Regions from separate parts of the Homo sapiens genome. Here region 1 is linked to region 2. The links are chromatin contacts, found by Hi-C in ENCODE. All regions are on one chromosome and are shown on one strand. Each heading gives the region's core, a stretch centred on a gene start or an enhancer-like site at or near the end of the contact. The rest is flanking DNA. Distances are from core to core; before and after follow the strand shown.

What was found. Hi-C counts contacts between places; a loop is a spot of excess contacts on that map.
Region 1: a loop to region 2 is called in a map of psoas muscle, with 4 times the contacts of the local background. The contact joins two enhancer-like sites. A Hi-C loop is called at or near these places in 1 of 168 maps with a recorded cell type or tissue (psoas muscle).

Annotation. Positions count from the first base shown.
Region 1 is chr20:19,537,548-19,542,821 of GRCh38, reverse strand. The region is part of intron 3 of SLC24A3 (solute carrier family 24 member 3); the gene reads right to left. Among named protein-coding and RNA genes, the nearest start is that of RIN2, 220 kb to the left of the region's middle. Within about 2 kb of position 2,203, at least 3 of the 41 ENCODE cell types and tissues checked have a DNase peak (open chromatin) inside an H3K27ac peak, as active enhancers do; they include psoas muscle, where a contact is called at or near this core.
Region 2 is chr20:19,499,877-19,505,026 of GRCh38, reverse strand. All of the region lies in intron 2 of SLC24A3 (solute carrier family 24 member 3), which reads right to left. Among named protein-coding and RNA genes, the nearest start is that of SLC24A3-AS1, 220 kb to the right of the region's middle. Within about 2 kb of position 2,651, at least 2 of the 41 ENCODE cell types and tissues checked have a DNase peak (open chromatin) inside an H3K27ac peak, as active enhancers do; they include psoas muscle, where a contact is called at or near this core.

The DNA of each region.
Region 1 (5,274 bases), core at 954-3,453, 38 kb before region 2:
GTATGGTTGTCTTCTGAAAGAGGCTCCTCCTTCTCTCTCATGGGTTTATGATCTCAGAGGGGCTCTCCGATCCCTTCCTCTCCATAGCCCCCCACCAATACTCAATCTCTTGGGTACATTCCTTTCATTTTTCCTTAGGCACAGCCTCAATCTGGGCTGAACACTTATGGAATTACAGTAGCAAAGACGTGTCAGCTGGCATCTATATGCTGAAACATTTCTCTTTCATTTTGGGAGGCAGCTCTCATTCTGGGGTGACTATCAGCCCCCAGACGCAGATTCTACTGATACTCTAATGTTCATCTTGCAGTCATAAGCAACAACAACAACACAGCAGGAAGAAAATAAACCTTGGCAACTTCAAAAACAAAACACAGGTGATTTCACCTGGAAGTCCTAGGCGTGGTTTCCAGTCAATTTACCACCCTGATGCAGCAGCCCTGCCCTGAGGTTTGCATTCTAATGAAGAGGAAGTCCAGAGACAGATTTCAAAATGACGACCAGCAGCTTATTTCAATCTCAAACACATTAATTACTCATCTATACAATTTCAATACCTAGTAAACATATGCATGCACAAGCTCCCAACTTCACATTCTCTAGGTGAAGATTGGACTGCATAAATTGAACTGCAATTTTCACCTTGACCTCAACATTTCACATCAACTTAAGTGTGTTTCCTCCTCTGGGCATTGCCTCTGAACACTGCTCCACCTGCTATCTCTCCCCTTTCAATGCCACCTTCCAGCCTGGCTGCAGGTCCCCCCTTCATTTGATTTGATAATACTCTGTGGAGTGAGATATCTTGGATTCTCATTTGGTATTGCGTTGGTTTGGAAAACCTGGAAGGGCAGGAGCTGAGGCTTTTTCCTCTCCCTGTTCCTTGCTCCCCTTACTCACAGGCTGGCTGGTAGTGCACACAGTAGGAGCACCACAGTGTGTGCTGACTAATTAATTACAGGTAAGGATGTGCAAACCTCGAGAATGTGTGAGAGGAGAGATGGACCCATAGCCGCACACACCGCCCAACCCCGAAAGGGTGGCCAACTAAAATGCCAACTGGGAAGCACATTTCCCTGACTTTTTTCAAAATAGTGCAAAAGTTTTTACAATCTCAGGTGGGATTTTTATAGTTTAATAGGAGCATTCCGGAAATGGCAACTAAGTTCTCTAGCAATGGCTTTGATAGGAGTGAGACTATGAATCCTGAGACCCTTCCCAATCCTGAGATGCTAGGGATTTGGGATTCCAAGTGGATGGGGGCGGAGGGCGCGGGGGTGCCCCACATCCTTAGACTACACCAATCCCCTTCCTTCAGCACCTGTTCTAACTGAGGGACAGCACTTAATGGTGCGTGTAAATAGACACACACGTGCTAATACAGAGGGCTTGCAGGAGGCAACAAAAGGGAGGCTGCTCCTGGACATGGGCTTTCCTAAAAGTGGGAAAAAAGAGAAGAGAAGGAAGCCAGGCTTCCGGGACAGGCAGATAACAGTGAATGGGGATGGAGGAGTGTTAGGATAGCTCCAACATCTTCCAGAGACGTCTCCCCGCTGCAGCCGCTGCCATTATCCTTGTTATTACCATTACTATTAAGACTTCCATACAAGCCATTCTTTTCTGCCTGAAAGGTTTCCACATGGGTTTTATCCTGAAAGGTACATCTTGCTGTAAGGTTTAAGCTAAATATGTCCACTACAAATGTAGACTAAAGTAAAAAGCTGCTTTTAAATCAGAAGAACACATGAGCTGTGTGTATGGGGTTTTCTTAAAGCAGTTGCCTTTCAAGTCGTCATCTGACATTCCCACCAAGGATTGTTGTGCGGGGTTATCCACAAAAAGTAGGGTTGGGACACGGGGAGGATTATTAGTATCAAAATTGCACCAACATTTAGACATTTCAAATACATCTAAAGTGACATTGTTATCAAAACAGATTTTCTTTTCACTGACATTTGCAATAGATCTTTGGTGATGTAATGAGTGGGCTAAGGCTGCCCTATATAAAGGGACGGAAGATGGGAAATGTTTTGGTTTTTTCCTCTCGACTTCCCTTTCCATTGCTGGAAATAATTTTGGAAATAAAGCAAATCAAATGCAAACTTACCCATGAATGCAGCACTGACTAAAACATAGAAGCAGAATGCCAGGAAATGGGCCTCCCCTGGGCTTCATGCAGTACTAACCACCCACGTGTGGCGTGTGTGATGTTTACTCCTCACCGTGGCGCTGGCTCTGTCCCTCACACACTGTTTGGAACTTATGATGCAGGGGAGTGGGTGTTACTGGCCTCTGCGAGCCTGCTGGTTTCATCTTTGTGTAAAAGAACAGCTTTTGCGTTTCCAAGGCAGACTGAAGAATTAGTTTGCATTTAAAAAATGGGTGTTCAGGCAGAGCCCTTGTGTGGAGGGCTTCAGGGGCTTCTGGCTGTTCCAGCGATGGCAGAGAGAGCAGGTCTCTCTCGAGGAGCACCACTCCCTGCGTTCCTTGTTCTCCCCTTCCTGATGAAAGGGCTGAATGCTTCAGAACACAAGTTCTGGAGTCAAGGAGATGCTGGTCCCAGTTGCAGCTCTGCACTGAACGTGTTTTACTGCATGGCTTGGGATGGGTCATGCTGGGACTCAGAACATCATATCCCGAAGTGTGGCACCTTGGTATGCTGAGTACTTTGAACCGAAGGACACTGGAAGGGGCTCAGAAGCAAGTTCTCTCTGACTTTCTGCCCTCCTGTCTCCCATCCCTCTTCTCCCGCCAAGTGAACCACAGAAACCAGAATTCCTATTGCCCAAAACAGGTCTCTCCCAAAAGCAAGCCATACAATTCCGAAAGGTCACTTTCTCCCTCTCCATCTCCCTTGAAGACTCTCATTCCAGAAGAGTTCTGCCTCCTATTTAGGTGGAAAAAATCCAAGTCAGAGAGGCTAAGAAGAAGCTGAACACACAGGCATGCTAGGTTTCCCCCTTAATCTCTTGCCATTAGATTACACCCTTTTTGTCCAATCACATTTTTATATGGCTGCCCATTTTTCATCAAACGTAAGTGTCAAAACAGATAATTTTCCCTGGGTCTTTGGGTCTTCATTTCTGAAGGTCCCTGTGTCACATGAAACTTGATTAAATACATTTGTTATGCTTTTCTCTTGTTAACCTGACATTTGTTATAGGAGTGTCAGTTGAGACCCTTATGATGGGGAGGAAAGGTGTCTCCCCCTTCTTCCTCTAAAATCATCTGTCCACTCTGAATCTTAGTTTTTTAAATCTGTAAAATGGAGCAGAAAATAACGGCAAAAATAAATATAGTGCTTACTGTGTCTCAGTGTTATGAGGGCAGATGTTTATTAGTCAGCAGAATTGCAGGCAGGCTGGCTCCAGAGACTAAGCTCACGACCCCACACAAGGCCACGAGGCTCAAAGCTGTGTCTCTGCCAACTTGGAAGGTGTGAAGGAACCCTGCCCCCAGCTGAAATCCAGCATAGGATTTCACCTTCAGCTGCTGCCCAGAGGTGGGGAGGGCAGGAGGAAGACTGTGCTCCAGTGTGGCCAGAGCTGCCATGTCACCAGCAACACAAGGATTCTGATGTTATGTTTCCTTCTAATTGGAATGGACGTATTAGAAGTGAATACCTTGAATGAATTTTTACACAGTGAATATAACTATGTAATCTGTAATCAGCCCAAGAAACAACAGAATGTAACTATCACCCCAGAAGCTCTTGCACATCCCCACAGTCTCTAACCATCATCCTGACTTCTATCACCACTGACTAGTTTTGCCTGCTTTTGTACCTTAATATAAGTGGGATCATACAGCCCATACTTTTTTTGTGTCTGGTTCAATATTGTGTTCATGGATTCAACCGTGTTGTTGTATGCAGTTGTGGATCATGGTAGATTATCACCATTGTTGCATAGCATTCTGTTGTTTGAACACAGCACAGTTTATCCTTTCTGTTATTGAGAGACAGCTTGGTAGTTTCCAGTGCTTGGCATGAACAGTGCTGCCGTGGATATTCTAGTACCTTCATTGCATGTATATATGAATTTCTGTTGATTCGGGGAGTAGTGGTGTTGGATCAGGGAGCATGCATATGTTCAGCTCTACTACTTAGTGCCAAGCAGTTTTACAGAGTGAGTGCATCAATTTATGTTCCTCCAGAAGCAGATGAGAATTCCAGTTGCTTTATTTAGATACTTGTCAACACTTGGTTTTGCTCGTCTTTCTTTAGCCATGTTGGTGGGTGTATAGTGGTACTACATTGTGATTTTAATTTGAATTTCCCTAATGAATAAGGAAGTCAAACAACTTTTCATGTTTATTGGCCATTTGAACATTCTCATCTATGAAGTTCAAGTCTTTTTGCTTTTTTCATTAAAAAGCAAAGTTGTCTGTTATTTTCTTATTGATTTTTAACAGTTTTTAAAAATATATACTCTGGATACACATCCTTTATTGGATGTCTCTATCTCTATCTATAGTTAAGTCTCTTGCTGACCAGCTTCCATCCTGGTCTGTGATGAAACAATAATCTACCCACTGACGATCAAATCACACTATTTCCAAGAGAATTTTGATGTTTCTACACAAGCCAGTGGATCCTGAGAAACATGTCTAGCAGGACATAGACAAGGCTGAACCTCAACCCTAAAATGGCCAACATCTTGCTTTTGAGTGACCGTTGCCACCTTCTTACCAATGGAAACCACACCGTGGCTTAACATGTACTGTATCTTGGACAGATACTATGGAGATATCCAATTACCAAACTACCCCCATTTTTTTTTAAATTTTATTATTATTATACTTTAAGTTTTAGGGTACATGTGCACAATGCGCAGGTTTGTTACATATGTATACATGTGCCATGTTGGTGTGCTGCACCCATTAACTCGTCATTTAGCATTAGGTATATCTCCTAATGCTATCCCTCCCCCTCCCCCCACCCCACAACGGTCCCCGGTGTGTGATGTTCCCCTTCCTGTGTCCATGTGTTCTCATTGTTCAATTCCCACCTATGAGTGAGAACATGCAGTGTTTGGTTTTTTGTCCTTGCAATAGTTTGCTCAGAATGATGGTTTCCAGCTTCATCCATGTCCCTACAAAGGACATGAACTCATCATTTTTTTATGGCTGCATAGTATTCCATGGTGTATATGTGCCACATTTTCTTAATCCAGTCAATCATTGTTGGACATTTGGGTTGGTTCCAAGTCTTTGCTATTGTGAATAGTGCTGCAATAAACATACGTGTGCATGTGTCTTTATAGCAGCATGATT
Region 2 (5,150 bases), core at 1,402-3,901:
ATATTTCTTTATCAATAATAAAAACCATGGCATCAGTGCTGCTCATGTCTTTGAGCCAGCAGCTACTGTAGAAAATACAGCAATCTCATGAATAATGTAGTTTTCCCAGGCCACAAACATGGCAGCAGATAGGAGGTCTGTTTGCAAGGGCAAGAGCCTACGGCATGCATTTGTTGCTCACATGTGATTATCAAGGCTGTGTCACTAATGAATTCTCATTAAAGAAAGTGACATATTTATGGTAAATTCCCTGTGGTGTGCAGAACTTGATACTCTTCTTGGACTCCTTTGTTTCTCAAAGTGTCCCTTGGTGCCAACATCAGAGACAGAATGTTTGAATGGATGACCTAGGGTCTGACCCAAGTGCTGCATCTCTCATGTTCTTATGTCTGCTATTGATCCAGACCAATAGGCTGATGTACACAGGAACCCACTAAATAGTTCCTCAAGGGAACCCATGGTGATTACAAGGAATGCCCATTCCTGTTCAATGCCCTCAGAAAGGATGAGATTGCATGAAAAACTTTTCTAGAAAAAAAATGCACTTGAAATAGTGCTTTTGGAATGTAGTAATTCCCTACAGGAATCTACATGGAAAGTTTTTAAACTTTAAATATTTATTTTATAGAAGGTGAAGTGTGCATGCTAAATGGCTGGAGGTTTCAAAATCAATGACATTTTTTAATGTTAACTCATTAAATTCCAGAGGTGGAAGTAACCTTTATGGTTCTATTGGTCTATAGATGGGAGGATAATAACAGAATTTCATGAAAAGCACAAAAGTTTCCCTCTGCTTCCCCTCTTAAAAACTGCCCTTTTTCTTTCCTCCTGATGTTGTTATTCCACGACTGCCAATTTTAAGGATAGAAAATTAGTCTCATTCATGTTCATTGCTTGACTGCTAATGATTGACTGATAGGCTGAGTCTTGGATGGGGCTCAGTGTGGTAGAGCATCTCCATCTATTAGCAATGTCTACCATGGTTAGGGGAATAGGAACAGGGACATGTGCGCTCCTTATTTCCCTATACTGAAGCTTTGCTAACCAAGTCCTAAAATGAAAGAATAACTGGCACTCCTTGGTCCTGGTAATAGTGATTCCTGATATCATTTTGTTTGATCTGCACCTATTTTAGAATATAATCCATTTAAAAGGGGGAGAGTTATTACTAATCCATCTGCTTGAAGGTATTTGGTATCTTCAGGGAATTTATTGAGACGTCTTTAATCTTTAGCTTGATTTCTAGTTTATGATAATGAAATAAATATCTAAGAATATGCGTAGCTGTTGTAGGAAGACATAAATAAGCAGACAAAAAATATTGATTAGCTCAGTTGGAAAAAATAAGAGCTGTGCTTACTTCTCAGTTTTGGTCCTGGCCACCTCTGGCCCCCTCCTTAAGGGGAAAATGCAGATGTTGACTGCAGGAAATCATTTTTCCTTTTATGTTACCATACATTCAATATTTTTTGACCATTTACCTATAATTTTAGGTCAAAGCACTAAAGAATCTGCAAATTACTCCTGAAACTCTTTTAAGGGTAGATTAGAACTTGATTATTTTTTGTTAGATCACTAAGTTTGTGCATCCAAAGTTTAGATTCCAAATATCAAGTCTCCATCTCTTGGACAACATTTGCCTCTGAATATGAACAGAAATTAAGAAAAGAGCATAATTAATTCAAACCAAAAATGTAATTCATTTGTTCACTTTTCTCCATTTCCTTGAACTGTCACAGGGCTCTGGTGATGGCACACTATAGCTCTGAATGAAACATACTAAGTGCCTTTTGCTTCAACAATGTGCTTTGGTGTCCAGCTAGGATTTTGGGTTACAGATTAAGAACAGAAACTGATGACATGAGAGGTATCTTAGGAAGGGCACTGTGCTGCCTTGTAGATGGCAGAAGACCTGTCAGAGTTTGGAGCAAGCAAGATCAAAGCAAGAGAATTTAGAATCTACTTGATGTGTATCTAGTATTTTTTTTTTTTTTTTTTCTGAGACAAGGTCTCACTCTGTTGCCAGGGCTGGAGCGCAGTAACACTATCATGGCTCACTGCAGCCTCCAACTCCTGGGCTTAAGCAATCCTCCCACCTTAGCCTCCCAACAGGTGTGCATCAACATGCCCAGCTATTTTTTTTTTTTTTTTTTTTTTTGGTAGAGACAGGGTCTTGCTATGTCACCTAAGCTGGTCTCAAACTCCTGGCCTCAAGCTATCCTCCCACCTTGGCCTCCCAAAGTGCTGAGATTACAAGCATAAGCCACTGCACCCGGTCTTCTATTAATTTTTTTTATTATATATTTGACTTCATGGATGGTGGCTCAGGAGATTCTGGATTCTGTCATCTTCCTCTGAACAGTGTTGAGTTTTGTTCTAATAGGAAGTTGAATTATCAGAGGATTGTAATTACAAGCCACAAAGCCAGAGGTGGTTTTAGGTTTTCAGCTTTGATTGAATTACTGGAGGGTCATCATTTGTGGTAATTTTAGGCCTGTTTTAAGTGTGCCCTTAGTCCTGAGATGTGGTCCCTATAGGCTTTCAGTGGAGCATCTGAACTGTTTATCAAGCCCCTTTAACTTTAGAGGCTTGCACTTCTCAGTTTGTCTCCCCAGTGCCAGGCAGCAGCTGACATATCCGCTTTCAGCCTTTCAGCTGTTGTTTTCCCTGGGCCGCGTGGAGTCATCCCCAAGCATGTGAGGTTCAGCAGTCAGTCACGGACCTGAGGGAAATTTATATGTCTATTATAGGGCTCTCCCTCTTTGACTCCTTTCTTTCTGAGATTTCCCCCAATTTTCAGCTGCTCTGGGACCCAAGCTCCAATCTCTGATGCCTCAACCGAGTAAGACTGCTGCTTTCTGCCTGAGCTCTATCCCCCATATGCTACACACCTTGGGGAGGTTTCAGAGGAGAAAAGCTAACTGCTATGGCTCTCTGCCAGTCTAGTTTTCTTTTGAGGTTCATATCCCCTCCAGTCTCTGCTTGTTTTCTTCACTTTCCTCTGGAATATATTCTACTTCATAAGCGACTGCAAACCAAATTCACATTAAAGATTCCCCAAACTTGCCCTTAGCCACATTAAGTCCTCCATGGAACTTATGCTGCCTGGAGTCACGGTGTGGCCTGGTGGTAAATAACAGCCTAGGGAAAGTAAAGGTTGTTGGGATGGGCTGACAAGCTAGGATGGAAAGCCTGGGAGGTGAGCTAATTGCATGTCAACTTACGTGGATAAACCAAAAATCAGACAGAAAGAGCAATCAGAACAGTGGGAGATTACAGGAAGAGACACTGCAGCCTTCCAAAGCTCTCAACTATAAATATTTCAAGGTCAAGTCATCCCAAACAAGCATCTGTGGCAGTTCTAATGTCTCTGACAGGTGATGCCCCAAGGCTCAGAGGCAAGAACATGTGTTCAGAGGCAAAATGATATTGGAAACCAGTTACAGCCAAGAAGGTAAAATTGTGTTCTACTTTCCTTTAGAATCTGTGGGATCTCTTAGATGTTTCCTGCAAGTGTCAGATTTTGATGTCCCATGTGAAGTCGCCAAATTGAAATTCATGGTAACAGCAAGGTAGGTGTTTAATAAATGCTTTTCGAGTCTAGAGAAACTTGTGAAGCTTTATGAAGAGGAAAGAAAAGTGGGCAGAAAAATAAAACTTTTGACCAAGTCCGGCCATTACATAAAGTACCTCAGTATTAACATTTACTTTTTTTATGGAAGAAAGTGAAAATTTGGCTTAGTTGTTGAGTTAGTTAAGATGAAAATGATAAATACCATAATTTATGTTCCAAGTAAGGAGGGAAAGTGGACAGGAAGTAGGAGGAAAAAGTTTCACTTCATTCTTATGTTAGAATGCCATCATATCACCCATTATAAGTCAATTACTTCTTGCTCCTCCTCAGAACCTATGAGTTTGTGTCATTGGCACAAAGATTGTCATCTTTGTCTTTCCATGTACTTATGTATCATTGCAGGGTTGGCTGGAGTTGAAAACAGATTAAAAGAGATCCATAAAGTAATACAATTATTACAAGACAAAATAATGCAAGAGGTAGTGGTAGCAACATCCACTCTGATGTAATAACCTTGGTCATGATGTCACAGAGGCCTCATGCAAATGTATACATTTACAGTCATGAGCTAGGACAAATTTCAGGCCCACTTGAGTCAAAGGCTGATCAAAGATACTAATACCTCCTCTCCAGCCTTCCCAGACGAGGAGTGGTTTACCATGTACTTGAAGAAGCTGTGTTGCACCTCACTGGGCTGTTTGAGTTCTTGTAACGATGTTTGAGTTCATGCAGTGGGTGGGGTAAAATAACTTAGCAGAATTTTCAAGGATGGAAAGGAATTTAATATCATTGCTTCCTTTGATGTTTTCTCATATATTATATAACTTTGAATTTCAGGGCATTTCATATAGATTTATGGAGGAAAATTTATTAAAATAAATTCTTTTAGAAAATGACCCTTTCAATGTTTGAGACAATTTTTTATCCAAATAATATTGTATTCAATGAGAGACTCCAATATTTAACTTTTCTTGCCTAGCTCACATAAATATGATCAGACTGTCAATCCTAACTCATAAAAATCTCTGATCTCCTAGGTAACACTAAGATGAGGAGAGAAGCAAAAGAGCTGCTTTTGAATCTGAAGATAGAAGCAGCAAATCCCATGGGGATCCTGAACAAGGAAAGGAGACCCTGCCTAATAGCTTCCGAGGTGGCGGCCGAGTATCCACAGTTGGGGGACTGGAGAGAGTGGCATTTCCTTCCACTGAGTCTACGACACAGAAGCAAATCGAGTGGCTTTTTCTCAACAATTTCAGGTAAATGGTTCTTTCCAAGGATACAGGTTCCTTGAGAAAGATTCAAAGACCAAAGTGACTCTGATCCCACTTGCATCATGTAATGAGCTTTTCAGGGACACAGGTGTGCACCACACATTTCCTCATCAATATAACTCAAGGGTTCAGGGCAGAGTCGCTACATCCACCATGTCGTTCTTCAGCTGGCGGAGGATAACAGGGAGTATTCAGCACAGTCTTGATGTCAGGAGTTTACAGCCCAGCTGGGAAGCTAACTTCCAGCACACACACACACACAAATGCACAAACTGGAGGATGATTGAAGAAATCAGGCTACA